Regions from separate parts of the Homo sapiens genome. Here region 2 is linked to region 1. The links are chromatin loops, found by intact Hi-C in ENCODE. Cell type or tissue: B cell. All regions are shown on one strand. Links, peaks and the distances in the headings refer to the core of each region. The heading gives the core; the rest is flanking DNA. Region 1 overlaps KAT6B (lysine acetyltransferase 6B). Region 2 overlaps KAT6B (lysine acetyltransferase 6B).

Evidence for each region. Peaks named below come from ENCODE experiments on the same cell type or tissue, not always from the same donor. Only the 100,000 strongest peaks of a DNase experiment are listed, where the experiment ranks them.
Region 2: it touches region 1 in a loop (2.0-fold over the local background); 1 of 110 quality-filtered maps calls a loop at or near these places.

What each region holds. Positions count from the first base shown.
Region 1 is chr10:74,846,282-74,864,292 of GRCh38, reverse strand. All of the region lies in intron 3 of KAT6B (lysine acetyltransferase 6B), which reads right to left. Among named protein-coding and RNA genes, the nearest start is that of KAT6B, 29 kb to the right of the region's middle. RefSeq lists a silencer at 8,013-8,223. In B cell, for the core only: no CTCF peak of the experiment used is centred there; DNase peaks (open chromatin) are centred at 9,192, 9,522 and 10,092; H3K4me3 peaks cover 786 bases; H3K27ac peaks cover 2,371 bases.
Region 2 is chr10:74,974,468-74,987,795 of GRCh38, reverse strand. It overlaps KAT6B (lysine acetyltransferase 6B), which reads right to left. Exons shown (of 18, transcript NM_012330.4): 8 at 11,466-12,397; 9 at 10,359-10,480; 10 at 8,457-8,572; 11 at 5,868-6,009; 12 at 2,555-2,716. Among named protein-coding and RNA genes, the nearest start is that of SNORD172, 41 kb to the left of the region's middle. RefSeq lists an enhancer at 5,193-5,242. In B cell, for the core only: no CTCF peak of the experiment used is centred there; a DNase peak (open chromatin) is centred at 9,685; H3K4me3 peaks cover 1,646 bases; H3K27ac peaks cover 1,565 bases.

The DNA.
Region 1 (18,011 bases), core at 9,040-11,539:
ACTCCAACCTAGGCGACAGTGAGACTCCATCTCAAAAAAATACAAAAAATACAAAAATTAGCTGGGCATGGTGGTGTGCACCTGTAGTCCTAGCTACTTTGGAGGCTGAGGCAAGAGAATCACTTGAACCCAGGAGGTGGAGGTTGCAGTGGGCTGAGATCGCGCCACTGCACTCCAGCCTGGCTGAAAGAGAGAGACCCTGTCTCAAAAAAACAACAACAAAAAATTTTGATGGCTCAAGTGTGAATAATATTTACAAACTCATAAAAATATAAGCACTGAATACATATACTTACCTACATAAAAGTAGTGTATATTGAGATAAGAGGGGCAAAGGGAAAGAGAAAAGTGTATGTGTATGAGGGACCTTTATCCTTATCTACACTCGCAAGAAGTCAACAGATAATGTCTACAATTTAAAAATAAGAAACAACAGCGTAAGAATATTACAGACCTCCAACTTCCCTAAGAAGCCAGACTAAATGTGGTTGAAAGAGTTGAAGATGCTTATCTGCAGGGCATAGGAATAAGGATGGGGAAATAACCACAACACTGTTATTTAGCAATGGCCATTAATCATTTTAAAATGTCCAAGTCATTAGTAATCAAAGAAATGCAAAGTAACTCCTAAGGATCCATTCTTCCCTCTACTACATTAACATGACAAAAGGTAAGCATTAAGAATCAATTAGATGCCCACACTCCCTTATACTCTGCCCATAAGTATAAATTGGTACTATCTTTTTGGAACAGTTTTTGATAATATGCTTCCAAAGCTTTAGAAAAAGAATTCATAGTCATGCCTCAGTATTACCTCCTTTAGTAATCTATTCTATGGGAAATAATTATCCACACATGCACAAATTTTTAGTAGCGGTATTATTTGTAATAGCAGAAGATTTAGGAGCACCTTAAATTTTGAAGGATAAAGACATAAATACTATGCAGCTATTTAGTCAGCTTCAAAGAATAATCAAGAATATGGGAAAAGGCTCACAACAGATTTTAAATTTAGAAAGGAAGATACAAAATTATATAGCTCACACAGTCTTCTTTTTATTTAAATATAGCATACATATTTACATGTAGGAAAAAAGGAAAAAAGACTGGAAGAAAATACACACTTTCAACAGTAGTTATCTTTATAGTCAAATTTGCAGTGATAATGTATCATCTCCAAATCTTTCTGTTTTTCAAAGTCTGTACAAGGAGCATGTGTTACTCTGAAAATAATAGACTCCTTTTCTGATTACTTAAATAACATGAGGTGGGGTGGAAGGAGCCACAAAGAGAAACGGATTCTAGCCATTCTTGGCGTAAGAGAGCAAGAGGAGAGGAGGTCTTCGTTAGAAGGTAATGAGGACATCGGTTTACAGCTTTTCCTTCCCAAACAGTATGGCAGAGTGGAGTGCTGGGGGCTGCCGTCCCTCCACTGCCTTGGAGTCTGTTCAGCTGACCTTTCTGTTGAGGCTGAGGACAAGCTCACCACCTCTGTAGCTCAGGCAGCGACTATCCCAGTGTGGTCAGTGCTATATTATCATCCCTATTAGTCAGCTGAGGAAAACTTGGGATTTGAACCTAAGCATTCTAGCTCCAGAGCCACTTCCCCACAAGACTCCTTCAGAACGATCTCTAAAATCTCTTTTAGCAGGAAGCAGAGCCCTGACCAATTAACATCTCTAGATTGCTTCCTCAGCCACATAAGTAGATCCTACTTGTTCATCTATTAAAGAAGAAAGCATGTGATGCATGCTGGCATCACAAGGAAACTTCAAAAAGTTCTAATGCCTGACTCCCACTCCAACATTTTTATTTAAGCAGCATGGAGGTGTGATCTGGGCATCTAACGTTTAAAAGCTCCTCCAGTAATTCTAATGTGCAGCAAAGTTTGGGAACCACTGGCCTAGGTCAAATGACCTGCTGAAGGAGAGGAGGGGCAAGAAGCTCCAGAAAAATACTCTTTTTGCATATAATTTCAGAGGTCTACAAACCCCAGAAAAAAGGGCTCCTTGAACCTTAGCCTTAAAACCCTGGACTTGGTGATCTCAAAGATCTCCTGCAACTCTAAAGTTTTATACTACATTTAAAGAATTACATAAATATTACTAAATCAATACATTAATAGAGACAAGGGGTGAATTTGATGATTTTTGGTTTTCTATTCTGAAGGACAAACTCCAAGTTTAATTAATCAATGGTTTCCCTTGGGATGTGTATTTAGAAGAAATAAGCAAAGGAATTAGCACTATAACCTTACATCAGCACTATCCAAACTGCTTAACCAAATGCAAAGATTTCTAGACAAGTGAATGGCTGCTATGAAGACAAAGAGGAGAGAGGCCCATCGTCAAATCATCTTGGGTTAGGCAAGGTAAATTTTAGAACTACTCAGGTACTGTAAATCTCAGACTATTATTAGCATCATTAATTTCTTGTAGAGTACTTCCTTCTTCCTCAGAACATCATTTGGGAAAAGCTACTTTAATGATATCATATTATAAATTTTAACAATCTTCTCAGTGACGTCTATTATAAACAGTAAAAAGGCACTTAAAGGCTCATGTTTATAAGAACCTAATATGAAACTATTTTCAATACCTTCTCATTAAAAGAAGTTTTCTTCATCAGGAAAATGAGAGGTAATGTAGTATAATGGTTACATGTACAGATCAAGGAGCTTGGATGCCTGGGTCTAAATCCTGGCTCCAGCTCTACCACATTAATAGCTAGGTAATCTTGGGCAAGTCCTTTCACCTGACATGCCTCAGCTTCTTCCTTTGTAAACGAAGAATGAATAGTCCTACCTTACAAACAGGTTATACACAAAGCACTTGAAGTAGTGCCTGCCTCATAGTAAAGCATTTTATAAATGTTGGTTGTTATTATTCATTCTTAAAATTTCAATTGCTCTAAAAGTGATGATCACTCCAATGATCGTTTGAAAAGGAATAACAGCTGTATGTATTAGCATGTTTCTTTTTTTTTACCTTTGAGACAGAGTCTCGCTCTGTCACCCAAGCTGGAATGCAGTGGTGTGATCTCTGCTCACTGCACCTTCGGCCTCCGGCATTCAAGTGATTCTCCTGCCTCAGCCTCCTGAGGAGTTGGGATTACAGGTGTGTGTCACCACACCCGGCTAATGTTTTTTTTTTTTTTGAGACGGAGGTTCACTCTTGTTGCCCAGGATGGAGTGCAATGGCACGATCTCAGCTCCCGCAACCTCCACCTCCCGGGTTCAAGTGATTCTCCCGCCTCAGCCTCCCGAGTAGCTGGGATTACAGGCATGTGCCACCACGCCCGGCTAATTTTGCATTTTTAGTAGAGACGGGGTTTCTCCATGTTGGTCAGGCTGGTCTCGAACTCCTGACCTCAGGTGATCCACTCGCCTCAGCCTCCCAAAGTGCTAGGATTACAGGTGTGAGCCACTGCGCCTGGCCCAGCTAATTTTTGTATTTTTGGTACAGATGGGGTTTTGTCATGTTTCCCAGGCTGGTCTCGAACTCCTGGCCTCAAGTGATCCTCCTGCCTTGGCCTCCCAAAGTGCTGGGGTTACAGGCGTGAGCCACCATGCCTAGCCTCAACTGATCACTTTTATTACCATTTAGATATGTGGTAACTTCCATATTATGTGCCTAATACAGTGTTTTATATATTGCAAGAATTCACTAGGTATGTGTTGATTTCGCCCGAAGAAATGAGAGGCAGAAGGTGATAAAGTGACTACACTACACTCTGCCTGTGCACCAGGATTGAAACACCAGCTCCAATACTTCCTGTGTACTCTTGGGCAAGTCACCTTATTTGGCCTGTTTCTTCATCTGTAAAATTCAGTTAATAACAGTACTTATCTTTCAGAGTTCATGCAAAATTATATTGTATATATTAAATGCTTAATATACACAATAAGCACTAAGTATTTAATATTAATATCTTTTTGCATGTTTTTTGTACAGCCTTCAAATCTAGTATTAACTGCTTATAATGCACATTTCACAAGGCACAAATACACGTTTTAACTATGCTTGTTTGCTTTTGCTATGTGTCACATACTAAATGGGGAACCTAAGTGGTCAGAGACACAAATCATGGATTTCAGGAGAGAGAAGGCACTTTCCACAAGATACATGTCAAAATAAAAAACAACCTACAAACCAGCATGGCACATGTATATATATGTAACAAACTTGCACTTGTGCACATGTTCCCTAGAACTTAAAGTATAATAAAAATAAATAAAAATAAAAAATAAAAAACAACTGAAAAAGTGTTCTCAATGCTAGCTCTTTATTTCATTCTGCTATAAAATTTTTAGAAGCGAGAAAAATACATACAATTTACACCTGATCAATGTTCTCCAAACTGCCTGCAGGCTTGTGTTCATACACTAGCAAGATTTACTGCTAACCAACATGCCATGCTAAATTGAAATCAAGATATTACACAATTTTCCAACAAAGGGGTGATTTTATAAGCTAGTATACATGCTCCATGAGGATGTAATTGTTGGCATCTTGTTACATTTCTGTAGCTGGTGGAAAATGAGTTAAGTTAGAAGGTTTATAGAGGGTCAGAGCTCATCAGATGAAAAAATCATCTTTTTTATCAGCTCTAGAAAACATATTTATTAAGCTAACTAGTTATTCTTCAACAACTGGATTAGTCAGAATTTCCAAAACCTTCCAACTAACTGCAGAAGACTGCTGAAACATTGTGAAATGAAATAAAATGAAGAATTCTAGAGGCTCGTTACCTCAAGTTCATGTTTATTTTTCTGAATTTTTACTAAAAACTAAAAGAATATAATATACATCCATCTGCATGTCATTTTTCTTTTTTAAATAAATGAGTTTCTTTTTCAGCCTATTTAGACTTCTCTGATTGAGGGTTCTAATTTAAATTATAGATATATGCTGGGCACAGTGGCTCACGCCTATAATCCCAGCACTTTGGGAGGCTGAGGTGGCTGGATCTCTTGAGGCCAGGGGTTCAAAACCAGCCTGATCAACACAGTGAAACCCCATCTCTACTAAAAAAAAAATACAAAATTAGCTGGGCATGGTAGCAGGCACCTGTAATTCCAGCTACTCAGGAGGCTGAGGCATGAGAATTGCTTGAACCTGGGAGGTGGAGGCTGTAGTGAGCCAAGATCGTGCCACTGCACTCCAGCCTGAGCAACAGAGCAAGACGTTGTCTAAATAAATAAATAAAAGACATAAAATTCTTCAGATGTTACTTAGTCTTTGAAATATCATCAAAGGCAGGGCACACTGGCTTATGCCTATAATCCCAGCACTCTGGGAGGCCAAGGTGGGTAGATCACTTGAGATCAGGAGTTCCAGAGATGGAGTCTTGCTCTGTTGCCCAGGCTGGAGTATAGTGGCACAATATTGGCTCACCGCAATCTCCACCTCCAAGGTTCAAGCGATTCTCCTGCCTCAGCCTCCTGAGTAGCTGGGACTACAGGCGTGAGCCACCATGCCCAGCTAATTTTTACATTTTTAGTAGAGATGGGGTTTCGCCATGTTGCCCAGGCTGGTCTCGAACTCTGGACCTCAAGTGATCCATGCACCTCGGCCTCCCAAAATGCTGGGATTACAGGCATGAGCCAAAGAGCCTATCTTGATAAATCACCTTGTATTTTTCATGCACCCTGTGGGCATTTAAATGAAAGACCCTTCTCTACAACTTTAAATGTACTTCTCAAAAATCATTTTGGGCCAGGCATAGCGGCTCTCACTTGTAATCCCAGAACTTTGGGAGGCCAAGGTGGGTAGATTGCTTGAGCCAAGGAGTTCGAGACCAGCCCGGGCAAAATGGCAAAACCCATGCCTATCAAATATACAAAAATTAGCTGGGCATGGTGGCACACGCCCCTGTAGTTCCAGGACCCTGAGGTGGGAGGAGTGCTTGAGCCTAGGAGGTCAAGGCTGCAGTGAGCCATGATCACACCGCTGCATTCCAGCCTGGGCAACAAAGTGAGACCCTGTCTCAAAAAAAAAAAAAAAAAAATTGCCCATCCAAACTTCTATTGTTAAAAACTCTGAAGCTATTAGTGCCAAATCCATTCTTCAGTTCTTCAACTAGTGAGTAAAGGGACATGAAGTGGAGGCAAGAGTGCACGCCCCCGTTCCTGCTCTCCTGGAAATGACTCAGGATGTACCATGAGACTCAAAACTCAGGCCTCTTGACCCCCGGCCTTCAGCTAGCATTACTCCCATAAACTGTGATTAATTCCTTTCTGGTTATTTTTTCCTTTTTTTTTTTAATTAAGAAATAGAGTCCTGCTCAGTCGCCCAGGCTAGAGTGCAGTGGCACGATCATAGCTCACTTACAGCCTCAAACTTCTGGACTCAGGCAATCCTCCCACCTCAGCCTCCCAAGTAGTTAGGACTACAGTTCTGTGCCATCACACTTGGATAATTTTTAAAAATTTTTTCTAGAGATGGGATCTCACTATGTTGTCCAGGCTGATCTCAAACTCCTGGCCTCAAGTGATCCACCTGCCTTGGCCTCCCAAAGCATTGGGATTATAGATGTGAGCTACCTGCACCTGGCCCTCTTTCCTTTCTAAACAGACTTGATCATGGTTCACCATAGCCCAAAACCTTCAATGATTTGCAACCCCCAATGCAAAATTTGATTTAGGTGACAATACTAAACCCTGTGTGGCAGGCAAAATAATGGGCTCCCCCAAAAATGTCTACTTCCTAATGCCCAGAACCTTACCTGGCAAAATAACCTTGCAGATATGATAAAGTTAAGGACTGTGAGATAAGGGCATTATCTGGATTATCCAAATGGGCTCAATCTAATAATATGCATCCTTTAAAAGCTGAAAAACTGTCCAGGCTGTGGTAAGAGGCAGATGTGACTGTGAAAGAACAGTCAGAGAGATGCAACATTGCTGGCTTTGAAGATGGAGGAAGGGATCATGAGTCAAGGAATATGCGCAGCCTCTAGAAGCTCAAAAAAGCAAGGGAAAAGATTCTCTCCTAGAGCCTCCAGAAAAGAACATTACCTTGCCCTCACCTTCATTTTAACCTAAGAAACCCATGTTGGACTTCTGACCTACCGAACTGTAAGACAATACATTTGTGTTGTGTTAAACCATTAAGTTGCTGTAATTTGTTACAGCAGCAATAGAAAACTAATACACACTGGGTGAAAGGTTACTCACATGCTTTCAAAGTATCATTGCACAGATTACTTGTTAATTACAAAAGGGAAAAGGCGCCTTTATAAACGAAGATCTAGCAGATGCCACCTTAACCAACTGATAAACTAAGCACCACCAGTAATGAGACAAGCTGAAATTATTTATCTCCTGGTATCTCACAAGAAGAAATATACAACATCCCCCATACAGTATTTTTTCTTTTCTTTTTTCTTTTTGAGACAGAGTCTCACTCTGTCACCCAGGCTGGAGCGCAGTGGTGTGACCTTGGCTTACTGCAACCTCCATCTCCTGGATTCAAGCAATCCTTCTACCTCAGTCTCCCAAGTAGCTGGGACTACAGGCACATGCCACCACGCCCAGCTGATTTTTTTGTATTTTCTGTAGAAACGGGGTTTCACCATGTTTCCCAGGCTGGTCTCAAACTTCTGAGCTCAATCAGTCCACCCATCTTAGCCTCCCAAAGTGCTGGGATTATAGGTGTGAGCCACCACTCCCAGACCCCCACACGCTATTCTTGTCAAAAATGTTTACTCTGAATCTAATCATGAGGATACAGTCAGACAAATACTAATTGTGGGACATCCTACAAGACAACTACCCTAGACTCTTCAAAAATGTCAATGTCTTCAGAAGCAAAAAGGAGGGAAAACTGTTCTCTATTAAAGGTGACATGACAGCCAAATGCAATATATGATCTTTGGTTGGATCCTGGATGAAAAGTCAAAAGTTGGCCAGGCGCAGTGGCTCACACCTTTAATCCCAGCACTTTGGGAGGCCTAGGCGGGTAGATCACCTGATGTCAGGAGTTCAAGACCAGCCTGGCCAACCTGGCGAAACCCCATCACTACTAAAAATAAAAAAAGTTAGCCGGGCATGGTGGCACGCACCTGTAGTCCCAGCTGCTCGGGAGGCTGAGGCAAGAGAATTGCTTGAACCTGGGAGGTGGAGGTTGCAGTGAGCTAAGATCATACCACTGCACCCCAGCCTGGGCAACAGAGCGAGACTCCATCTCAAAAAAAGTCAAAAGTTATAAATGAGATTTTGGGGCCATTTGGGGAAATATGGACTGTCAGTTAACACTCATTCCACTGCCGAATTTTTTGCGTAATAGTATAGTATATAAGAGAACATTTTTGATATATTATTAAGTATTTAGGGGTGAAATATAATATTTGTAATTTAGTTTCCAACAGTTTAGTCAAAATTGTGAATATATAAATGTGCTGTATATATACGCACACCCATGTATAAAAACATATACATATACACACATATAGGAAGAGAAAGAATGTGGCAAAATGTTAAAATTGGTGAATCTATGTGAAAGAAATAGAGTGTTTACTGTACTACTCTTTTAATATTTATGAAATACTCTAATTTTATAAATTATAAAGGTTAGGAGAGAAGTATTTTCCTAGCTCCCTCCATGCCTGCCTTTCCCAGGTCTGCTCACACACTGCCAGGAGTCTACCTGGAACAGCTGATGTTCTTCAAACAGCCAATACTCTTCCACTAGCAGATCCTGTTTTCTGCTGCTTTACTCACAACTCAAGGCTCAACAGCTAAAGCTGGGTTTTGTTATAAGACAGAAGTGTTTACAATACTAATTTTGAAAACAAGTTGGTCAAATATCAAATGGGAGTCATCTTTTAATGGCCTTATTACTAGATTTTAATATGTTCTTATGTTTCTCTTTCCCAAGATAATGTTTATGATCTGTTTCTTAAACTTCATCATACCCATAGGGTGGCAAGCATGACAGGGAAACCTTGGACAAAAAGCAGGGCTGGTCACATCAGAAACTACTAACAGAAACAGTCAAGCTCTGCCTCTGGCTCTCAGCCCATGTCACTCTGAACACCCTAGGCAGCCCAGACCAAGGCTCACCTCCTTCCTGCAGGCCTCACTGCTCTCCATATGGCAGCTCACTGACATCAAAGAAGACGGAAGAAATTATCTAAATTCACCAGGCTAGTTCCACTCCTTCCCTTGAATTGTGGAAGAGTCGCTGATATCTCAATTACCTCTCCTGCAATAGTACCTTTTTCCCTGCATGCTAAGATTTTGCAATGCTAAAAAGCAGGGTGAGAAGTGTATACTGGACTAACAGATGGAAGATTAACAACAAAAGACCGACTTGATGGGGGAGACAAAACTACAATGTTTGTATACCTATAATAAAAATACTGAGGAAGAAAAATTGAACTTGTAAGTAAAGTTAGGTTGCTCTTCTGTAACGCCTGTCGAGCTACAGACAGGAAAAGGCCCAGCATGGTTTCTGTGTACGCCTATGCTGTTTCTAATAGAAAGGACAAAATAGAGCCAAAACATCTGTTGACCAGTTAAGTTTGTTAATGAAACCAAATTGCAGCTGGTTTATCACAGATCAAAAGTGAGGCAAATTAGAGAAAGGATGTATGAACAAAGCTGGTTTCTAAAAAATAGTGGCTAAAGAATTCTAAACCCACTTGTCAAATTAACAAAAATCCTTCCTGGATTTTGCTTAGACCAGTGATTAGTATTTACTTTGTATCTTTGCAGAGACCAGCCTCATAGTTTAAATCTAGTATCATTCACTCTAAAATGTTGTCTATATTGCTCATTTTGCAGATTTATCAAAATATCACCTTTCATTAAAAAAAAACAGAAAAAACATACACTCTACATAATATTACACTAATTAAAAGATTCACTTATATAAGGAAAAAGAATATGTAGTTTGCAACTGTTGGAGACTTCTCTGGTAAAGTGCTTCTGCCCCAAGCAGAGGCATATGTACAGTTAGCATTTCACATATCCACTGCCACAACTCCTTCTCTTACATGTACAACTTTCCATCACCACCTGAAGACAGAGAGATAAGCACACCCACTCACAAAAACATACTTCCCTCTTGGCCCTGCTAACTCAAAATGTCACATGCAAATTACATGGCTGACGCATTTGCTAACTTTAATTTGGTGAGCTAATTGATGTTTATGTACTCAGAAACATTAATAGATTGGAGAGATCAAAGTACCTGAGAAGATTCAGGTTCATATTTTAAATGCTAGTGTGATCAGAGAACAGTTTCACCTAATCTACTGTAGTTTAAGGCACAGGGCCAAGAAAAGGAAGTTTATAAACAAAACAAAAAGTCAAGAATTTTACAATTAAAACACATTGCTACTGTCATGATAAAACAATGGGCTGGGCGTGGTGGGGCATGCCTCTAATCCCAGCACTTTGGGAGGCCGAGGTGGGCAGATCACAAGGTCAGGAGTTCGAGACCAGCCTGGCCAATATGGTGAAACCCCCGTCTCTACTAAAAATACAAAAAAATTAGCCAGGAGTGGTGGCACATGCCTGTAATCCCAGCTACTCGGGAGGCCAAGACAGGAGAATTGCTTTAACCTGGGAGGCGGAGGTTGCAGTGAGCCGAGACCATGCCACTACACTCCAGCCTGGGCAAGACAGCAAGACTCCATCTCAAATTAAAAAAAAAAAAAAAAAAAAGGCATTTCTTATATATTAAAAATAAAAGGCTGAGCACGGTGGCTCACGCCTATAACCCCAGTACTTTGGGAGGCCGAGGTGTGTGAACTGCTTGAGCTCAGGCGTTCAAGACCAGCCTGGGCAACGTGGCGAAACCCTATCTCTACAAAAAATACAAAAATTAGCTGGGTGTAGTGGTGTGTGCCTGTAGTCCAAGCTACTTGGGGGGCTGAGGTGGGAGGATGGATCATTTGAGCCTGGGAAGGTCAAGGCTGCAGTGAACCATGATTACACGGCTGCACTCCAGCCTGGGCAACAGAGTAAGACTGTCTCAAAAAAAAGAAAAAAAAAAATTAGCCAGACAAGGTGGTGCACACCTGTAGTCCCAGTTACTCAGGAGGCTGAGGTGGGAGGATCAAGGATCACTTGAGCCCGGGAGGTCGAGGCTGCAGTGAGCCATGATCAAACCACTGCACTCCAGCCTGGGTAACAGAGTGAGACCCTGTCTCAGAAAAAAAAAAAAAAAAAAAAAGATGAAAGAAATAACATACAAAGATAAAACATATAAAAAGAATATAGACCTTCATTTTTGAGAAACATTAAAACGTACATTTGTTAAATAATGTTTGAAGAGAAAGGATGAATAAAATATTTGTCATTTAAGACAAAATCAGAATAAACCAGCAAATAGTACTTAACTGTTAAATAACTTCAAAGCTACAGAATATAGATTTTCTTAGCACTGAAAGTATCACAAATGTAGCTGGGAATACAAGAGTAACTCCTGAAAGCTGCTGATCATTCAGGACAGGATCATGTGTTACATACAGTAAAGGTATCACAACTATCAAATCTATCTAAGATCCAAAGAGTTAAAAGAATGTTTAACATTCATTTGAACAACCAAAAATCCTCTTGACATAATGTTTCTACTTTACCTGAAGCCCATTTCATTAGAAGTCTAGACAAGTCCCATCTTGATAAAAGCTCAAAAGTGGAACACGCTGTCATGCCTCAGAGTACAATAGAAAGACTCATTCACCCTTCATTTTATCTTTCCCTTGACCCAACTAACTAGTTTGAGACAATTCATGTGCTCTCTCAACAATGTCTCAACAACTGGTACTACCTGCTCACAAAAGCAGTCCTCAGACACTGCTATTGTGAAGAACTTCTGAAGCTTAATTATAAGAAGAACATGAACTGCAATTTTTTTCCTTCCATGACCCTGGAACAGCAAGTATTTGATCCACCTCGTCTTTCACATTACAATAGGTTTCTGTCTGACTTTAGTGATTCTAAAACTGACTTTATCCATACCAATTCCAAAATGCAGGTTATTTTGAAGAGCATATTTTACAATATTTAGAGATTTATTCGATTTTCAGTTAAATACACATAATCAAGCACTCTTCAAGAAAGATGACATCTGCAACACAAAGGATACCAATTCAAAGGAAAACTAAGAAGGTCAACAGAGAGGAGGACATTCAGGCTCTATAATTAGCAGATAAAAAATATACACATTTCTGCCAAAAAAGATCCAGAGTTGCCTGAGACTATGAACAATTCCCCTAGGGCTGAGAGACTTCTGGAAGCCTGCCACATCAAAGAACAATATGGACTAATGAATAGTCCTTCATAAAGTACAGGCTATTGGAAAAGTCCCAGAACAGATGAGGAGGGTCTGCTCTAGGGCAGGGTTAAGGGGACTGAAGAGGAGAAAACAGAATGGAGAAAACAGAAGAAAAGAAAATCTAAAAATAAACTTATCTAATTCATGTGTGTAAACAACTCAAGCAACTGCTGTAGGATGTACATTTATCTTCTATTTGTAGAAATATTTCATATTAATAACAGTGCCAAAAACCCTAACAACGTATCTCTCTAAAAGGGGCAGGAGAAATAGAATAAACAACTGAATAAGCCAAGACCACACATAACAAGGGTCCTACGTTTGTCTTTCAACCCCATTTCTGATCATCTGAACTCCTTTTAAAAATCATTTTGTGGCCAGACACAGTGGCTCATGCCTGTAATCCCAGCACTTTGGGAGGCCGAGGCAGGTGGATCACTAGGTCAAGAGATTGAGACCATCCTGGCCAATATGGTGAAACCCCGTTTCTACTAAAAATACAAAAATTAGCTGGGCGTGGTGGTGCACGTCTGTAGTCTAGCTACTCCAGAGGCTGAGGCAGGAGAATTGCTTGAACCAGGGAGGCGGAGGTTGTAGTGAGCCGAGATCGCGCCACTGCACTCCAGCCTGGCAACATAGCAAGACTCCATCTCCAAAAAAAAAAAAAAAAAATCATTCTTATCAGCCTGACCAACATGGTGAAACCCTGTCTCTACTAAAAATACAAAAATTAGCCGGGCATGGTGGCACATGCCTGTAATCCCCAACTACTCAGGAGGCTGAGGCAGGAGAATCGCTTGAACCCGAGAGGCGGCAGCTGCAGTGAGCCGAGATTGCGCCACTGCACTCCGGCCTGGGCAACAGAGCAAGACTCTGTATCCAAAAAAAAAAAAATCATTTTGATTTTTTTCTTATTGACAGTATCACTGTTTTTGTAATTTTGTTTATGTTTGAAGGCTTTTTGTAAGATTCTAATACAAATATTTCTTCAACAGAAAAAACATCAGAAGCCCTACTTGATACTGAAAGTGTCCCACCTTCCAATTACGATGCCAACCTAGAATGAGAATTCCCACATTATGTACTACACTGGAAACAGACCAAGACTTGACACTTAATAAATTTTATGAAGACATTCTCACTAAAGTGAAATACTATGGAATTTATTTTAAATGGAACTAAACTGATTTTATAAAAATGCTAAAGCTCAAATGTTCAAATGGAATCTTAATGCTACAAAGTGCGCAGTGATAATGGAAGTCTCTCTTAGAATATGTGACTTTCCAAAGTCCTCATAATCTGACCTAATTGAGCTTTACTACTTTTAATGAGAAACATTAATACTATCCTTTAGGAGTTCCCTCACCAAGTCAAAGATAAAGTTTTATCTTCAGTGGTTTAATTCATTTCCATATCACCTCACCGAAGAGAGCTTTCTTAAATAAATACAAAGAATTTATGCTAAGAAGCCAGTGTGGTAATACCCAATTTGAATTCCAGACTATCAGAAGATGTGCAATTACATTTCAGAAAGGAAGGAGCCCTTCTATTTTAACTTGCATTGTATTCCTCCTAGCAGTCATGCATCGGAATGATGATGATGTTCAATCTAATTAGACACAGACTTACTACTTTCTCTACTGCCTTTCCATATTGCTAATATTATAAATAGTATCTACTTTAAAAACTATAATAAGCTCATTGCATCTACCAAATTTAAAATGCTGGAAATCTATTTGTTGGGGCAAAACTGCTTCTAATCATTTGAAGAACTGGAAGAGATACTTTTACTGTTAATAAAAAGCCACCACAGGCCGAGGCAGGTGGATCACGAGGTCAGGAGATTGAGACCATCCTGGCTAACACGGTGAAACCCCGTCTCTACTAAAAATACAAAAAATTAGCCGGGCGTGGTGGTGGGCGCCTGTAGTCCCAGCTACTCAGGAGGCTGAGGCAGGAGAATGGCGTGAACCCGGAAGGCGGAGCTTGCAGTGAGGCGAGATCATGCCACTGCACTCCAGCCTGGGCGACAGAGCGAGACTCTGTCTCAAAAAAAAAAAAAAAGCCACCACTGTTGACCAGTGTACTGCCCAGTGGTAAAGAGCTCTGAGGTCAGACTGTCTCGTCAGAATCTTGGCTTCACCACTCACTAGCTCTATCAGTGACCTTGGGCAAATCACTTAAGCTTTCAGCCTCATTTTTTCATCTGTAAAATAAGGGTAATAATCTACCTCCCTTGCAGTTATTGTGACAAGTCAAGGAGATAATAAATGTAAAGCACTTGGAATAGTGCCAGCATTTAACACTTACAAAACGTTAGTTATTATTCTTACTATTTTTATTTTGTTTTACATTTAATGTAACTGCTCAAAAAAGTAACCAGAATAAACAGCTTCTTGAAAGTCATGGCCAGGCACGGTGGCTCACAAGCCTGTAATCCTACCTAGCACTTTGAGATGCCAAGGCAGGCGGATCACTTGAGATCACGAGTTCGAGACCAGCCTGGTCAACATGGTGAAACCCTGTCTCTACTAAAAATACTAAAATTAGCCGGGCTTGGTGGTGCGTGCCTGTAATCCCAGCTACTTGGGAGGCTGATGCAGGAGAATCACTTGAACTGGGAGGCGGAGGTTGCAGTGAGCTGAGATGGCACCAGCGTACTCCAGTCTGGATGACAGAGTGAGATTCCATCTCAAAAAAAAAAAAGTCATTAGTTAGGCCAGGCATGGGGCATAGTAGCTCACGTCTATAATCCCAGCATTTTGGGAGGCCAAGGCAGGCGGATCACTTGAGGCCAGGAGTTCAAGGCCAGCCTGGCCAACATTAATGAAACCCCATCTCTACTAAAATACAAAAATTAGCCCAGTGTGGTGGCACACACCTGTAATCCCAGCTACTCGGGAGGCTGAGGCACAAGAATTGTTTGAACCTGGGATGCTGAGGTTGCAGGGAGCCAAGATCATGCCACTGCACTCCAGACTGGGTGACACAGTGACACTCTGTCTCAAAAAAAAGGCATTAGTTGACTAGATTGTAATTGAGATCACTCCATTTCTGAACTGTTTTCACTTATATCATAAATTTCCTCCCACAATGCAAGGCAAATCCTATGACTTCAAGCACATCAAGAACAATGATAATCTTTTCAAATATATTAGAAAAAGTCTTATATATAGGAAATTATAGTACAATCAATCTACATATGAATCCAAGTTCAGCAGCCAAAGGAAGAATCATCATAGGTCGACAATTAGCATACTATGATTTAGTATAAGAAACTCAAACTATTTTAAAATGGCTACTAGGCATTTTGGGTGCCTTTGACAAAAGATGTAGACCAGGAGTGTCCAATCTTTTGGCTTCCCTGGGCCACACTGGAAGAAGAATTGTCTAGGGCCACATATAAAATACACTAACAATAGCTAGTGAGCTTAAAAAAAAAAAAATTAAAAACCACAAAAAAATGTTGTTGTTGTTGTTGTTGTTCTTGTTGTTGTTGTTGAAACGAAGTGTTGCTCTGTCGCCCAGGCTGGAGTGCAGTGCCTCAATCTCAGCTAACTGCAACCTCCGCCTCCCAGGTTCAAACAATTCTTGTGCCTCAGCCTCCTGAGTAGCTGGGATTATAGGCGTGTGCCACCACGCCGCAAGCCAAAAATCTCTTTATGTTTTAAGAAAGTTTACGAATTTGTGTTGGGCTGCATTCAAAGCCATTCAGGGCCGCATCTAGCCCATGGGCCATGGGTTGGACAAGCTTGCTATAGACCCTAGCCATAGAAAAACATGTGGAGGCCAGGCACAGAGGCTCATGCCTATAATCCCAGCACTTTGGGAGGCTGAGGTGGGTGGATCACCTGAGGTCAGGAGTTCAAGACCAGCCTGGCCAACATGGTGAAACCCCGTCTCTACTGAAAATGCAAAAATTAGCCAGGCATGGTGGCGCACGCCTGTAATCCCAGCTACTAGGGAGGCTGAGGCAGAAGAGTCACTTGAACCTGGGAGACAGAGGTTGCAGTGGGCCATGATTGTGCCATTGTACTCCAGCCTGGGTGACAAGAGTGAAACTATGTCTCAAAAAAAAAAAAAAAGAAAAAGAAAAAGAAAAAAAAAGAAAAACATGGATACACACACATGACTTCACACTCTATTTCAGAGGATTTGTGGGATACCCACCCAAGTTCATTTGTGGATCCCGGGCTAAGAATTTCTATTAAATTTACTTAGCGAGTTTACATGGTTTTAAACTATTAAATCACTTTTAATTTCAAAGGGTAATATATTATGTTGTAATTTTCTCACATTTTTTAAGGAAAAATGCTATTTTATTTATTTATTTTTTTTTTTGAGATGGAGTTTCGCTTTTGTTGCCCAGGCTGGAATGCAATGGCGCAATCTCGGCTCACTGCAATCTCTGCCTCCCAAGTTCAAGCAATTCTCCTGCCTCAGCCTCCCCAGCAGCTGGGATTACAGGCATGCACCACCATGCCCGGCTACTTTTGTATTTTTTTAATAGAGACGAGGTTTCTCCATGTTGGTCAGGCTGGTCTTGAACTGCTGACCTCAGGTGATCCACCCACCTCGGCCTCCCAAAGTGCTGGGATTACAGGCATGAGCCACTGCACCCAGCTGGAAAAAAATGCTATTTCATTAAAGAATACAAACATGTTGCCAACTTTGTTTAAACTGATTTTTATTTATTTTTGTTTTTTAAGAATCAAATGATTACTTAATAGAATTAGTCTCCAAATTTCATCAAGTAAAAATTCTAGAAAACATTTCTCAGCTTTCCTCATTATAGCATGATGCTAACTAAACAATTTAAAGATCAGCATCATAAAAAGAGCAGTAACAATTGCCTGCTAAGCAATAAATTACTCTGCTCTCAATCCTAGACACTTTCAGACATGAATTTTCCTTTAGACTAAAAATACTTCTGTACAGATGCTGCCTGAAAAAAATATGATAAGGTTGGCAAGAAATGACGGGCAAGGTTAAAGCGAAGGATCAGAAGATACTGTGGAAAATTTGTACTGACTCTTCCATCACAAGTAAAAAGTATCCCCTGGATCACAAAATTATTGAAACATACTATTAAATTGCCTAAAGCTACCTGAATTAGTCCACGTACCTGTTCATTATAAAACCTTAACATACCTTAGGGTAGTGTACATATTTTTAAAAACAAAGATATCCAAATCCATCAAGAAATGGCTCTATAGTCCCTTAAGGAATTTCTTCACAGTATAAGCTTTTATAAAAAATATTTAATTAAGGCTGGGCACAGTGGCTCACGCCTGTAATCCCAGCATTTTGGGAGGCTAAGGCAGGTGGACCATGAGGTCAGGAGATTGAGGCCATCCTGGCCAACATGGTGAAACCCCGTCTCTACTAAAATACAAAAAATTGGCCAGGCATGGTGGCACGCTCCTGTAGTCCCAGCTACTCGGGAAGTTAAGGCAAGGAAATCACTTGAACCTGGGAGGCAGAGGCTGCAGTGAGCCAAGATCATGCCACTGTACTCCAGCCTGGTGACAGAGCAAGACTCCATCTCAAAAAAAACAAAAAAACAAAACAAAAATATATATATACATATGTATTTAATTAAAAACAGAGGTCCCTGATTTGGCTGTGTCAGACATATGAATTAGGATTTAAGTGGCTTTTTGTATTTTCTTTTAAACAAATGTTATTAAGAAGAAAATTTCATAACTTTACTTCTTTCTTTAT
Region 2 (13,328 bases), core at 8,329-10,828, 120 kb before region 1:
CCTTGCTTTGTCCAGAACCATTTCCACCTTTCGGAGTTTTTTGAGATCCAACATAGTAGTGATCCTTCTTCCCCTCCGTGCAGCTTAACATGTTACTACAGCTAAATTCTAAGCTATGAATAAAATAACTAATCCTTCTTTCCTTTCTGTTTACAGCCATCTATTATGTGCTTGGAAAGTCATATGCATGTAACAATTTGCACTGAACCTTTCCAGGTCATTCCAGCCCTTCTCTGGCTATCCTTGAACTGTAGTTCTAATAACCTCTAGAATGTGGTTCAAGAATAGCCCCAAAGGGCCAGAGTCCTCTAGATTCCAGCTGACACATGAGAATATGGTTTAGTTTCATCTAGTCTTTTTTTTTTTGAGATGGAGTCTTGCTGTTGCCAGGCTGGAGTGCAGTGGTGCAATCTCAGCTCACTGCAACCTCCGCCTCCTGGGTTCAAGGGATTCTCCTGTCTCGGCCTCCAGAGTAGCTGGGATTACAGGGTGCCACAATGCCCAGCTAATTTTTGTATTCTTAGTACAGACGGGGTTTCACCATGTTGGCCAGGATGGTCTCTCGATCTCTTGACCTCATGATCTGCCCACCTCGGCCTCCCAAAGTGCTGGGATTACAGGCGTGAGCCACCGCACCCGGCCTCATCTAGTCTTTTAACATGCTTATTTTTTAGATTAATTTTTGTTTCACTATACTGCCAAGGCATATTAGTATTCCAGAATAGTAGGAAATAACAGCAGCTGCTGCCATGCTATAGAAGAAACTATGAGAAAAGTTGAGCTAGTTCTGAGTAAAATTTTGGGTACCCTGGCAGGAAGAGAGGCAGAAATTCAAACTTCAAGAATCACCACCAACTCTACACATGGCTGCTACTCAGCAGCCAACACAAGACCCAGGAGTGGGATGGTCAGTGCAGCACGAGGAAGGTGGGCACCGTTAAGCCTATGTTTAAATCCACAGACAATGAAAGAAACACCATTTTCTAACAGCAAGGACGCAACCACTATTCTTTTTAAGTTTCTGGAGAAGAATGATCTTGACAAACCTACATAAAAGGTAAGGTGTTTTATTTATTAATCATATAGATTTCCTATTTATTGTTTTATTCAGTGTTAATTCTCTATCATCTTTTGAATTTGTAATGTGCAAATTAACTTTCTTCTTTTTCATTTTAAAGCTTTACCAAATATGTGGATTAAAACACTGAGACAGTTTTCCATGAATGCTGTTACTTATTTTTGTTTATGATCTTTGGGTTGATTCTTAAATTTAGGATAGCTATAGTTTGCAAGTACCTTCACATATATTCTATCTTTTGAAACTTCATTAAAATGGCACTTCTATAAAGCATCCCATTTACATTGTGCAAGAGCAGATTCATTAAAATTCATGTATCACCTAATATAAAAAAATATCATAAATAAGAGAGTTTGGACCTTCTATCTAAAAGTCTCATAATTATTGTCTCTATTTATGTACCATCCTGGTACATTTAACTATTTCCTAGGTACCTCAGAAAAGTTAAGGTCATTACCTGGTAAACATCTCCAAACTCAGTTTTCCTTTATTGCAAAGGAGTTATTGTTTCTTAGAAGCCTTTGAGCAGAAGAATGTGAGTGAACTGCTCTGAACCAGTAAAAAGGACAAGCTATATCCGTCCCCTCAATATGTCGATTGTTTTCCCCACTCTAACAGCCAGAGATACTTAGGCTTTCTTTGTTCTTGTTTTGTTTTGTTTTGTTTTGTTTTTGAGATGGAGTCTCCCTCTGTTGCCAGGCTGGAGTGCAGTGGCGCGATCTCGGCTCACTGCAACCTCCACCTCCCAGGTTCAAGCAATTCTCCTGCCTCAGCCTCCCAAGTAGCTGGGACTACAGGCGTGCACCACCAGGCCCAGCTAATTTCTTGCATTTTTAGTAGAGATGGGGTTTCACCATGTTGGCCAGGATGGTCTCTATCTCTCGACCTCATGATCCGCCCACCCCGGCCTCCCAAAGTCCTGGGATTACACGCGTAAGCCACTGAGCCCGGCTGATACTTAGGCTTTCTAAAGGTGAGATTGCTTTAGAACTTAAAACCATAGCACAGAGAATAAGAGACAAAAGTGTAAAACCAGTCATTTTATCAGCTTGACTGTCCAAATGCCAGCGTCCTAACTCACTGAGATACTGTTGACCACAGAGGGAAGGCAACAAGGAGAAAGGAGAATTCTCTCTTAAATGCTACACTAAACTGAAACCTTCATGTTGACACCACTTAAAGGGAAAACGGAAATAAGCTAAACACTGAGAAAATCAAAGACGCTAAGTGGTCCACAAGGCAGCAATTAGAGTGTCATCAAGGCGGCACACAGTGCTGAGGTCCTTTACACACTTACTAGGCACCATGTTTTTTGTTTTCATCTTTTAAAATGAGCTCTGAACAAGAACCTGAGCTTTTCAAAAACACATGTCACTTATTCAAATTATAGTAATGAAAAAGCCCTGTTCAAAGAATTGGGCTCTACCAAAAACATTTTGAAAAAGAAAATGAAGGTCATGCTGGCTCTTGTTTTACCTTAGAGAAGTATCCAACCAGATGACAGCCCTTTTCATCATTTTTTGTAAGGACATAAAAAAGGAATGGCTCGACATCATAATACAACGTTTTGTGGTCCAGGAAGAGCTTGGCTAACAAGCAAAGGTTTTGGCAATAAATTTTGCTCATATTCCCATCAACCTAGCAAAAAGAAACAGACAACATTATTTAACATAAAAATACTGCACCATATAAAATTGTTTCTTCTATATGGTATTTCAGAAAGTACATCATTTTATTTCCAAATCCTAAACTGAGAGATTAAAACACTCTATTAAGCAAGTACAGCTTTAACCAGAAAACAGCTGTCACTGGCAAATCAGAATTCCACATTTTCTCTTAAATTAGGGTACATTTAAGGTAGTTAAAATTTCTCTTTAAGCTACCAAAGAAGGGCCAAACCACTAGTAAAGGAGTAATTTTTACTTGTAATTTATTCTGAGCTAAAAATGATCAGGCATGTCCTCTCTATCTGAACCGAATAAATCTGTATTAAGGAAATATAAACAGATCAAAATACTTCTCAAGTAAGTTAAACTTTATGTTGTTTCAAAAGGGTTTCACATAAAACTAAAATAAATGAACTGTATTATTCTGATTCCTCAGAAGTGTGGATTAGCAAAGAGGTTTCCATTTTGGTTTTATCCCAAGCATCATCTTAAATATAATTGGAAAAGATAAAATATCTATGTTGGGAATACTTACAGAGAAAGTGATATGAATTTCAACCTACAATAAGCACTATGATTACAGTCTACTTCTCTTCAAAATAAAAGAATCAAGCTGTGATACTGATGGCTATAGACAGGAGGCTAGGCACAGATGCCAATTTCTTTGATCAAATGTAGTTACTCTTTGAAAATAGAAAACACAGCAGATTCAAGAAGAATTTCCCTAGCACTTTTCTTAAGGGAAATGGATATTTGCTAACCAGAGCTCTGAAACAATGAACTTGACCATTCTCAGGTCTCCTGTGGACCATACGGGTTCTCATCTTGCACAAATTATTTTTAGATTTCATATAACTATTTCCCTCGGATGGAACCTAGGTCCCATACATAGCAACACAATCAAATATGGGCAATGGGCACAGAGGATACAATTCTCCCTTTAATTAAAGGAAGTTTACATGTATTTGAGAGTATGGCCCTTTTGGAAATGGTAGTATATTACAAAAAGGAAAGATGGAGATATACATAACTGTGAACCAGAAAAATACAGAGATGACAGTGCTGAAGAAAATTCTGATTGGTTGTGAAAAGTGTAAGAGGAATAAAGAAAGGGAAGGCCAGAAAATCGTAATGTGTGATTATTCCTCCTTTATTTTATAAGTTTTGTAAGAAACTGCTAGGAGAAAAGTTGCCCAAATGTTATACTCTATTAACTCAGATTCTAGAATAGGGACCTCGGTACTTATCAAATCCAACTCCTTATTCGTATAAGTGAATTTTACATACATGCTTCTGATGTCTCCCCTCTCATCTCTGGATGGTCCAAAAGCACCTGCCCTGAAAGAACAGCCCATTCTTACCATCCTAACAAGACTGATTCCCTTGCCCATGAGAAGACGTTCCATGGATTTATGAGAGCTTCAATCCCAGTGCTGACTCATGCTGATTTATGAAATAATTACTTAAGGCCAACAATGTGTTTTGAGCTTTGAGAAACAATGTTTTGGTTGGAAGAAAAGATCTAAGGCATCAAGGAAGGAGCCAATAGGAAAGCTGAACTTGTGACATTAGCTAAGCTTCAACTGTGAGCAGCTCTGTCACCTCAGCTGGCTGGGGCTGGCAGGATAGCATACCAACAGGAAGGTCAGGCAACGTGCATTCAGCCTTCCTTCTAGCCCACTGGTTCTTACTGGGGGTGATTCTGCGCCCCCAGGGGATGTTTGGCTACGTCTGGAGACATTTTTGGTTGGCACAACTGGAAGGGGTGGTGGTGCTACTGGCATCCAATTAGCAGAGGCCAGAGATGCTGCTAAACATCCTACGCTGTATAGCATAGCCCCTACAACAAAGAACTAACCAGCTTGAAATGTCAAAAGTGCCTAGCTTTTAGTAAGAACTAATATATCACCTAATCTTCCCAGCAACAATACCCTTCTTCCTCCAAGCTTACCGAAAGAGCTGATAGAAAAAGAGAAAGCTTTAAAAAAATCATAAGACACAACTGGAGTTTCCCATGTTCTCTGATCAGTCTTGGGGAAAAACTAGTGGGCCCAGACCTGTCTGAGAAGGAGCCTGGTCCATGTGAGAAACCTACAACCTTCCCTTTATTTAATAGGATGGCAAGACACTGCAGGCCAGAAATAAAGAGAACTGTAAGGCAGAATAATAAGTTTCAGCCTGAACAATTCAGAAAAAGAAAATCCAGAAGTGAAACTATATTCCAGAGAAAGAGGACATCACGTTTGCTGTACAAGGTAGGCTTGTTTCAAGCACCTAGGAATGAGCACCAATGCACACCACAATGGGTCACAGAGGAGAAAATGCAGCAGACAACAGAAGTGTGCAAGTGGAGGGAAGAGCATAAAGGAGAAACGTGAAAAGCCCTGCAGACAGACAGTAACCTGTGAGAAAGGCATGGTCTCCTCAAGGTGAAACTGACTCAGCTTAACGGAATCCCTGAAACTGACAACAGATACATAATTAAACAATGCAACTATATAGAGGCAAAGGCCTGCTACGAAATCAATTCTGGAAATACAAAATGTCTTCAAGAAACCCACAATGACAGACATATGGCCACAAGGGGTTCCTGTGAACAGCAGAGTTCTTCAGGGGTGGCCATCTACCCAGATGGGAGGGAGTCCCAACATCTGCTAGGGTCTCACCAAAAGGATTATCCACACTGCCAAGAAGTGGATGGAAACACAGGTGGTTGTGTATTGAGGAGATATGTACAGCTGCTCAATTCCCTGGAAGAGTGAGCACCTGCCAGACATTGGCTGGAGCTGCTGAACAAAGCTCATTTCTCCTGCCAAAGAAAGTAGAATTTACAAAGAGCTGAGGAGATCATAAATTCATGGTGAATATATCTAGTGTAGACAGGGATTTTGGGGAAGACAAAAATGTTAATGTGATGAAGTAGGGATTCTTCATCAGTCTAAATGGTTGCTTAATATGGTTAGATAAACATTCCAAAACATGGAGATGTTTTAAAGGGCAGTCTGAATTTCAGTGCCAAAATTAAGTATACTTTGTACCTTCTAAACACAAATCAGCACATAGTCAACAATTAGGAGTACTAGATTTCAAAAAGCTGAATTTTTTTATTTACACGCGCTTACCTCAAATACTGAAAGGTCTTTCCTTCGGTAAATTTCATTTGCTGGAGGATGAAACCATCCACACTTCTTGGAGTGTCTTAGCAAAATATTTTTACTTTTCATATATTTAAGACAGAATTCACACAGGTAAAGCTTTGGTAATCTGTTAAAGTTTAAAAATCATAGAATCTATCAGATAGATTATACTGTTGGGGGGAAGATTAAATATTGTTCAATTTTCTCTACATCATAAAAAGGCTGTATAATAACATTGGAGGCTGGGTGCAGTGGCTCACACCTGTAATTCCAGCACTTTGGGAGGCTAAGGCAGGCAGATCACCTGAGATCAGGAGTTTGAGACCAGCCTGGCCAACATGGTGAAACCTCATCACTACTAAAAATGCAAAAATTAGCTGGGCGTGGTGGCACATGCCTGTGGTCCCAGCTATTTGGGAGGCTGAGGCAGGAAGATCGCTTAAGCCCATGAGGCGGAGGTTGCAGTGAATCGAGATTGCACCACTGCGCTCCAGCCTGGGCAACAGAGTGAGACACCGTCAAAAAAATAAAGAAAGAAAGGAAAGAAAGGAAAGAAAGGAAAGAAAGGAAGAAAGGAAGGAAGGAAGGAAGGAAGGAAGGAAGGAAGAAAGAAAGAAAGAAAGCCAGCCAATAGTAAAGACAGAATGTAAAAACAACCATACATTATTTTTTAATATAATCCATAATATGTGCTCCCTTTACTTTGTGAACAAATAATTTGTTTCCTTAAAAATATCCTATATAAAGAAAGCTTTACAGATGTGGAACCACCACCCTAAAAAATCAACTTAATAAGGATATCATCCTGTCAAGGGACCAAGCATATTTTTCAAAATTCACATTTACTATCTTATTTCCAATTATATATGGTTAGTGGTATAGATATAATATCTTACTCAGAAGTGAATTTATTATTTTAAACAATCTGCATACATATGAGGCTGAAAAGTCCTCAAACTTAGTTGTTACCATTTCCACCTCTGGAAGAGGTAACTTTAAAGTTATTATCAGAGATTTATATATGGTCTAAATGCAGTAAATAGCACGGCTGAAAATCAAAAGACCTAATTTGTTTTCTACCAATTCCACTGTTACTTTGAGTAAAAGACAAACACCTCTCTTCCCTGCTGACTTTTTCTCCACCTTAAAAATCAGAACATTTTTTATTTCCATATCTTAATGAACATGGCTGGTATTTATAAGAAAATGTTTAGAAGCACTTGCAAGGTCTTTGGAGTATAAGAATGGGGAAAAAGGTTTTCAAGAGAGAGGCAGACACAGGTGAGACTACTTTCAAATCTTGCACTTATGTACAAATTTTATTCAAATCTTTCAGAGCACATGGCTTATCATTACCTATGCAAATTAAAGCTCATAGTCTTTTAAAATTGTTCAAGAACACACAACCAAATGGTATAAGGAAGGAGAAACCAAAATTCTTGACTCTTATTTTGTCACTTAACTTTTAGAAAACACTTAGCATTTTCTCCAGTTACGTGATTGGCCAGACACTCACATGCTAACGAAAAAAAATAAGATCTATTCTATAAGAAAATCAAGTTTATAAATACTGAAAACTTTGCAGACTAAAAAATTTTTGAAGATACTAGTAAAGTGTACCCTGACATACTTTATGGAAGACATCTATTCTCAATGTACCCATTTTGGGATATATTCGTTCACAGGCTAATCTTGAGTTCAAGACAAACAAAAACTTGGATACCATTATTTTCTCCTTTTTATTTTTTATTTTTTGAGATGGGATCTTGGTCTGTCACCTGAGCTGGAGTGCAGTAGTGCAATCTCGGCTTACTGCAACCTCCACCTCCTGGGTTCCAGTGATTCTCCTGCCTCAGCCTCCCGAGTAGCTGGGATTACAGGCATGTCCTATCACGTCTGGCTAATTTTTGTATTTTTAGTAGAGATGGGGTTTTGCCATGTTGGCCAGGCTGGTCTTGCACACCTAACCTCAGGTGATCCACCCACCTTGGCCTCCCAAAGTGATGGGATTACAGGAGTGAGTCACCGGGCCTGGCCTTCTCTTCAAAGTCACAAATGTTCTAAAGTAAAAATTTGGGGAAGGGTCTCTTAAGACTACCCATTCCCACTTACTTTCTCCCATTTTTCCTTCTTTTGCTAAATTTCTATTAAAAACTTGAAAATAAAATGCCAGAAATCAGAGATAAAAGTAACAGGCCTAATTAAAAAATATAAAAGACAACTGGAGAAGAAAGTCTACCCAATAATTCACCATGGCAAATTTCTTTTTTTTTTTTTAATTTGGTTTCATACAAAACCAACATTTCCCCAATTAACCAAGGAAAGAAAGCACAATCTAGAAGCTAAATGGCAAAATTTATAATGCCCATGTAACTAAGGAGCATAAGGAATTTACCGAGAACAAGGAATACCATAAAAAGGTGCTGGCAAAAGCAATAGTTTGGGAAGCACTTGGCATTGACTACCAAAATTTATTTCCTAAAATCATCCCTAATTCCTGCTTTAGAATCAAGAATTTTCCTTTCTCACATATGTGACATTCAAGTTATACACCTGCCAGACTTATTCCATTACCTTGCATATTCCTGTGGGTAAGGCGAGGAGTACCAGGTTTGGATTTCATATTTACCAAATTCAATCACAGAAGGGTACCGGCCACAGTCTTCCACCCCACTCTCACACTCTATTTTCTGTCAAATAGAAAGAAAAGGAAAATAATAATATATATACTTCACTTACATTTTGGTTCTTTCACCAGTGACTATCAAAACTTATCAAGATCAGAACACTAATCTTAATTGTGAATTTGCATGGCCTTAAAACACTATAGACCCTTATGAAATAGGTTGGTGCAAAAGTAATTACTGTTTTTATAATTTTTTCAATGGCAAAAACCACAATTACTTTTGCACCAACCTAACATTACCTTTGTGTAAGATTCACAGCAAACGAATACCCTAAGAAACAATATAGCAAAGGAAATAAGTATGGTATAAATACATACAAATGTCGATAGAACTGGATTTAACAATCTGTTGTAACAGATTAGAAATTAGGTGATTATAAATGATGTGGCTATTACACAGGCTTATTTATTACAGAAGCTTACAGTTTCCTATTCCTCCACGAAGTAGTATTTATCACAACTGTAATTAAATAATCAATTGTGAAATCTGCAGCTTAGCATTTGTCTCCTCTTATTTCCCTTATTTCCATGTAGTAAGCCACACGAGGTTAAGAACTCTGCCTGCCAGATTCACTGTGGTATCCCTGGTGTCTGGTACAGTGCCTGACACAGAACAAGAATATTTCTTGAATAAAAAAAGCCAGTTTTACCATGTTGGAATGAAAAAACTTTAGAATTAGCAGTATCTTTCAGATAATGGCCTACTGTTCATGTTTACATATGAATGTCAGAAGTAGGCCAAAAAAAGATAATATTTAAGGACTTCGAATCTTTTTTTAAAAGAGGTGGCATCCTGCTGTGTTGTCCAGGCTGGAGTAAAGTGGCCATTCAAGGGCACAATCCCACTACTGATCAACGTAGGAGTTTTGACCTGCTCCATTTCCAACCTGGGCTGGTTCAAGGACTTCCAACCTTAATAACTGGGGGAAATCTGACATTTATCTTAGCCAAAGGAAAGCTGATACAAGGCATCCTGATAGATCGGGGCAGAATGAGGGTTGGAAATACCCAATAGCTCTGAAGGTAGAAACTGTCAGGAGTATTTAGCCCAACTGGCTGCTACTAAAAATAAAGCGTTAAGAGCCTACAGAAAACCCCTTCCCCACAAAACAGGAAGTGGGGTTGGGTAGGGAGTCTACCTGACCACACTGGTCATAGAAACCGAATGTAGTCACTGACACAACAAATTCACAATTCATATTAGATTCGTCTTTGAGAAGTCTGACAGCCTCACCTGTCAATATCTGGGTGGTAATAACTTAAGCAGAATTAAAGTGGAATCACTTAAAGAAATTACTGGACAATAAAAATAAAACTGACTACAACTGATTGTGAAACAAAATATTGTTTTCATCAATGCAGAAGAGCTAAAAATATGAGACATTTTTCATATGGCTGGCCATCTGTGTTGGAAGAAACATCGGTGAATTTAACAGTGATGTTCTTCTTTTTGTTAATGATTTTAAATTGTTATTTTCTAAATTTAGGCAAAACTCATCAGAAATCTATTCCTTCACACCTAGAAATGTTTTCCAAAATCTGCCTCAACTAATGCTACTCTGTTTTATTTTGTGAGACCAGCTGAGTCCATACCTACTTTTAAGAGTGGCGACAATTCTACTAAGTCATTGCTTTTGAATGTACAGTCAGTAGAAATGGGCATGATAACGGCTAAAGAATCACAAAGGATGTTGAAAGGGATTCTCTATAAAATCAACACAGTAATTCCATATTAATAGTTAGAAGCCACATCTTATACTTGCTACTACAATGTGGGATCCTCGCCTTACCTCCCAAGAAAGTTCCTGGGCCTGCTTAAAAACATCCAAATCCTCTTCAGTAACGACATCCTTGTTTCCAATCACATTTACATCTGCACTTTCTTGTTTGATGTTTATTTTTATTTCAGTATCTGTCATTTAAAACCAGCAGAAAGTGTATTCACTGACTTGAATCATGAGTAACCACCATATATTACCAAAATGGCACCAAATTAGCATACTGGGCAAATAGGGATTTTTTTTAAAGCTTTATAAATAAGCTTTTACATCTAAGCACTGCTCATAGATCCAGCAGTATCCTTTCCCTGCTATACTCAAATTTTTATTTGAATTTATCACTGTCATCTTTTTACAGCTTTAATAAATATATGAGGGAAAGTAAGAGCAATACAAAGTGAAATCATATTTTTCAACCAAGATTAGAAGTTTTATCGATGTCTAGTTATAGCATTCCCATTATCACTTTTGAGATAATAAATTCTACCACTTTGTCCAAATGACACAGTTTCGGTTTTTGTTTGATAAAGGGTAGCAAATGTAATGGGCCAATTTGTTCAATGAAATTATGAAATCCGTTTTCTCCCTAAGGTGGATACACACACAGACACACTCACATCCAAAAGCACACATCACAGAGTCACAGATCAGGCTTTGCTGAGACGGAAGCAGGATGAACTTTGTCATGAGAAAGCAATGGAGCAGAGGGAAGAGCTGAAACACCCCCTGTTGGAAGCACTGACAGCACACAACTGAACAGCGCTGTGGCTGCAGAGGTGACATGGGGGAGAGCATGGCAGAAGCATGGCAGTGGCTACTCATGCGGGACTACAAAGCCATAAGCAATGCTATGAAGGCATCTGGGGGTCCTAGTGTCACTACGAATGGAAATAAATAATAAAAGGTGGGAGAGTATTAGTTGGAAAAACAACATTTTGGAGGTTTAGTCAGCATTAGAAAAAGGTCAAAGTTTCACTGCTTCTGTATGAAAGTGAAGTGAGAACAAGAGAAATAGCTAAGACCTATGTGACAAATAGGAATTGATTGGTTGATTTTTTTCAGGGTTGGGGAGAAAGGGACGGGACGCAGGTTTGGTTGGAGCTTTGACCTTTTGCTTACCATCATCCTGATCAGGTTTAATCCTTCCGTCTGTCAAGCTCCCCTTCCCTGGTGAGGGGGTCCCCATCTGAGGGGTCACTTTATATTTTAATCTGCCTAGCATCCTGTGCTTTTTAAGGAAAGTTGTTCGCTTGAAGTGAGCAATTGCTTTAAAAATACTTCCTCTAGCCATCCCCCAGCTAGAGGAGGAGGAGTGAGAAATAAACCGACTTCTAATATCTCTTTTGCCAAAGAAGTGGGCTTTAGATTTTGCCGTGGAAGATAATTCAGTTTTACGACGCATACGTTTGGGTGGTGCATAACTCGGGTGTCCCTTTTTGCGAGACTGTCCCTGAGTGGTATAGATATGAGAAAGCCCATCAAAGAGTGCCTTCAGCTGGCTGTTAGTGGTAAGGCTGCTCAGGGAGGGCACACTGCACTGGCTGGAAGAACTCTGGGGAGAGGGAGAAGAAGTGGCCGTGCTGGACTTTTGTGAACTGGGGCTCTGACCGGAGATGGGGGTTGGGGGTGGAAGTGAAGAAGGTGGAGGTTTTAGCTTTTGTGTGGTACCTGTAGCCAACACATGAGAAGTGCATGACTGTTTCTGAGAGACCTTTTTCCTTGGACGATAGTGCTTTGAAAAGTCTATAATTTCACCTCGTGATCTGCGACCATCAGGTGATGGTGTAAAAAACTTAGTAAGGCCATCAATGAGCCCTTTGGTTTTCTTGTTAACTTTAAGTGTAGAGGCAGAAATGTAGGTGGAGGTGGTGGTGATTTTGGTGGTGGCACCAGGCCGAGTGGGGTCTGTAACAGCCAATCTGCTGCTTGAGTCCTTCCCAGATGCAGCATGACCAGATGAAGGTGTGGTACAGACTTTAGTCTTTTGACCCCTACCAGGTGACCCCCTTCCTGTGAATGCATTCATGGATCCTTCATCACTGGTTACAGACCTAGGCAGAAATTTAGAGAATAGTATCAGCATTTAATAAATAGAATTATAAAGGTATCTAAAAACAAATTTATTGCAACTAGATGCATTCAATGGGCTTAAACTTAAGAACTGTATTTTTTGTGTGTGCCACCACCTAGATGTTTCTCTGTTGGAAAGGCAGCAGCAACTGCATTTACATGTCATGGTTCTTCCAGGGCCCATCCACCAGGTACTGGAAGAATCCATGTGGACCCAAGGGCAATATAAGCAAGAAAAATGCTGAAGAGACTAAAAGAACACCCAATGCTTTAATTATAATTAAATAAAAACAAGCTATCCTTTGGTGTTGTCACAAGTAGTTATGATTTCCTGAAATGTCTTTTTTAAAGTATTAGGAGGAAATAAGTCATATGTGTTATCCAGAAGCAAAAGAAGAAGCTTATCTAATCTCTAGTTAAAAGTAATTTTTAATTCAATTTGCAAACTTATATAAATAGAGTTTGGATATGGCTATAAATTTGTACTTTTTTTTAAGAAAACATAAAAAGACATCCTCTTCCTCTCAGCAGTTTGTGCTTAGGATGGTAAGATAACCAATAATACTCTCTTAGGAGAGAAGACAATTAACTACAGCATAAAATATTGCTGAAAAAAGGACAACAATAGCAAAAAACTGAAGAAATGATTAAAGAAAAGCTACAGCGGGTCAGACATGACATGGAGAGTCTGGTGAAGAAGCGGCACATTTACCATGGTCATTATCAGACACTTGGCGTCAGAATCTTTGTACCCTGGTTCTGCCCATACTGTTGAGTAGTTCTAGAAACTAGAGGTCACTCGCTAACACAGCTGCTTACATGAACAGCGGCCGACTGTCTTCACCTCAGGCTAGGGTTTGCGAAGCTACCCATTTTGTAGCAGAGTTTTATACAATAGAGAAACATTTGCAG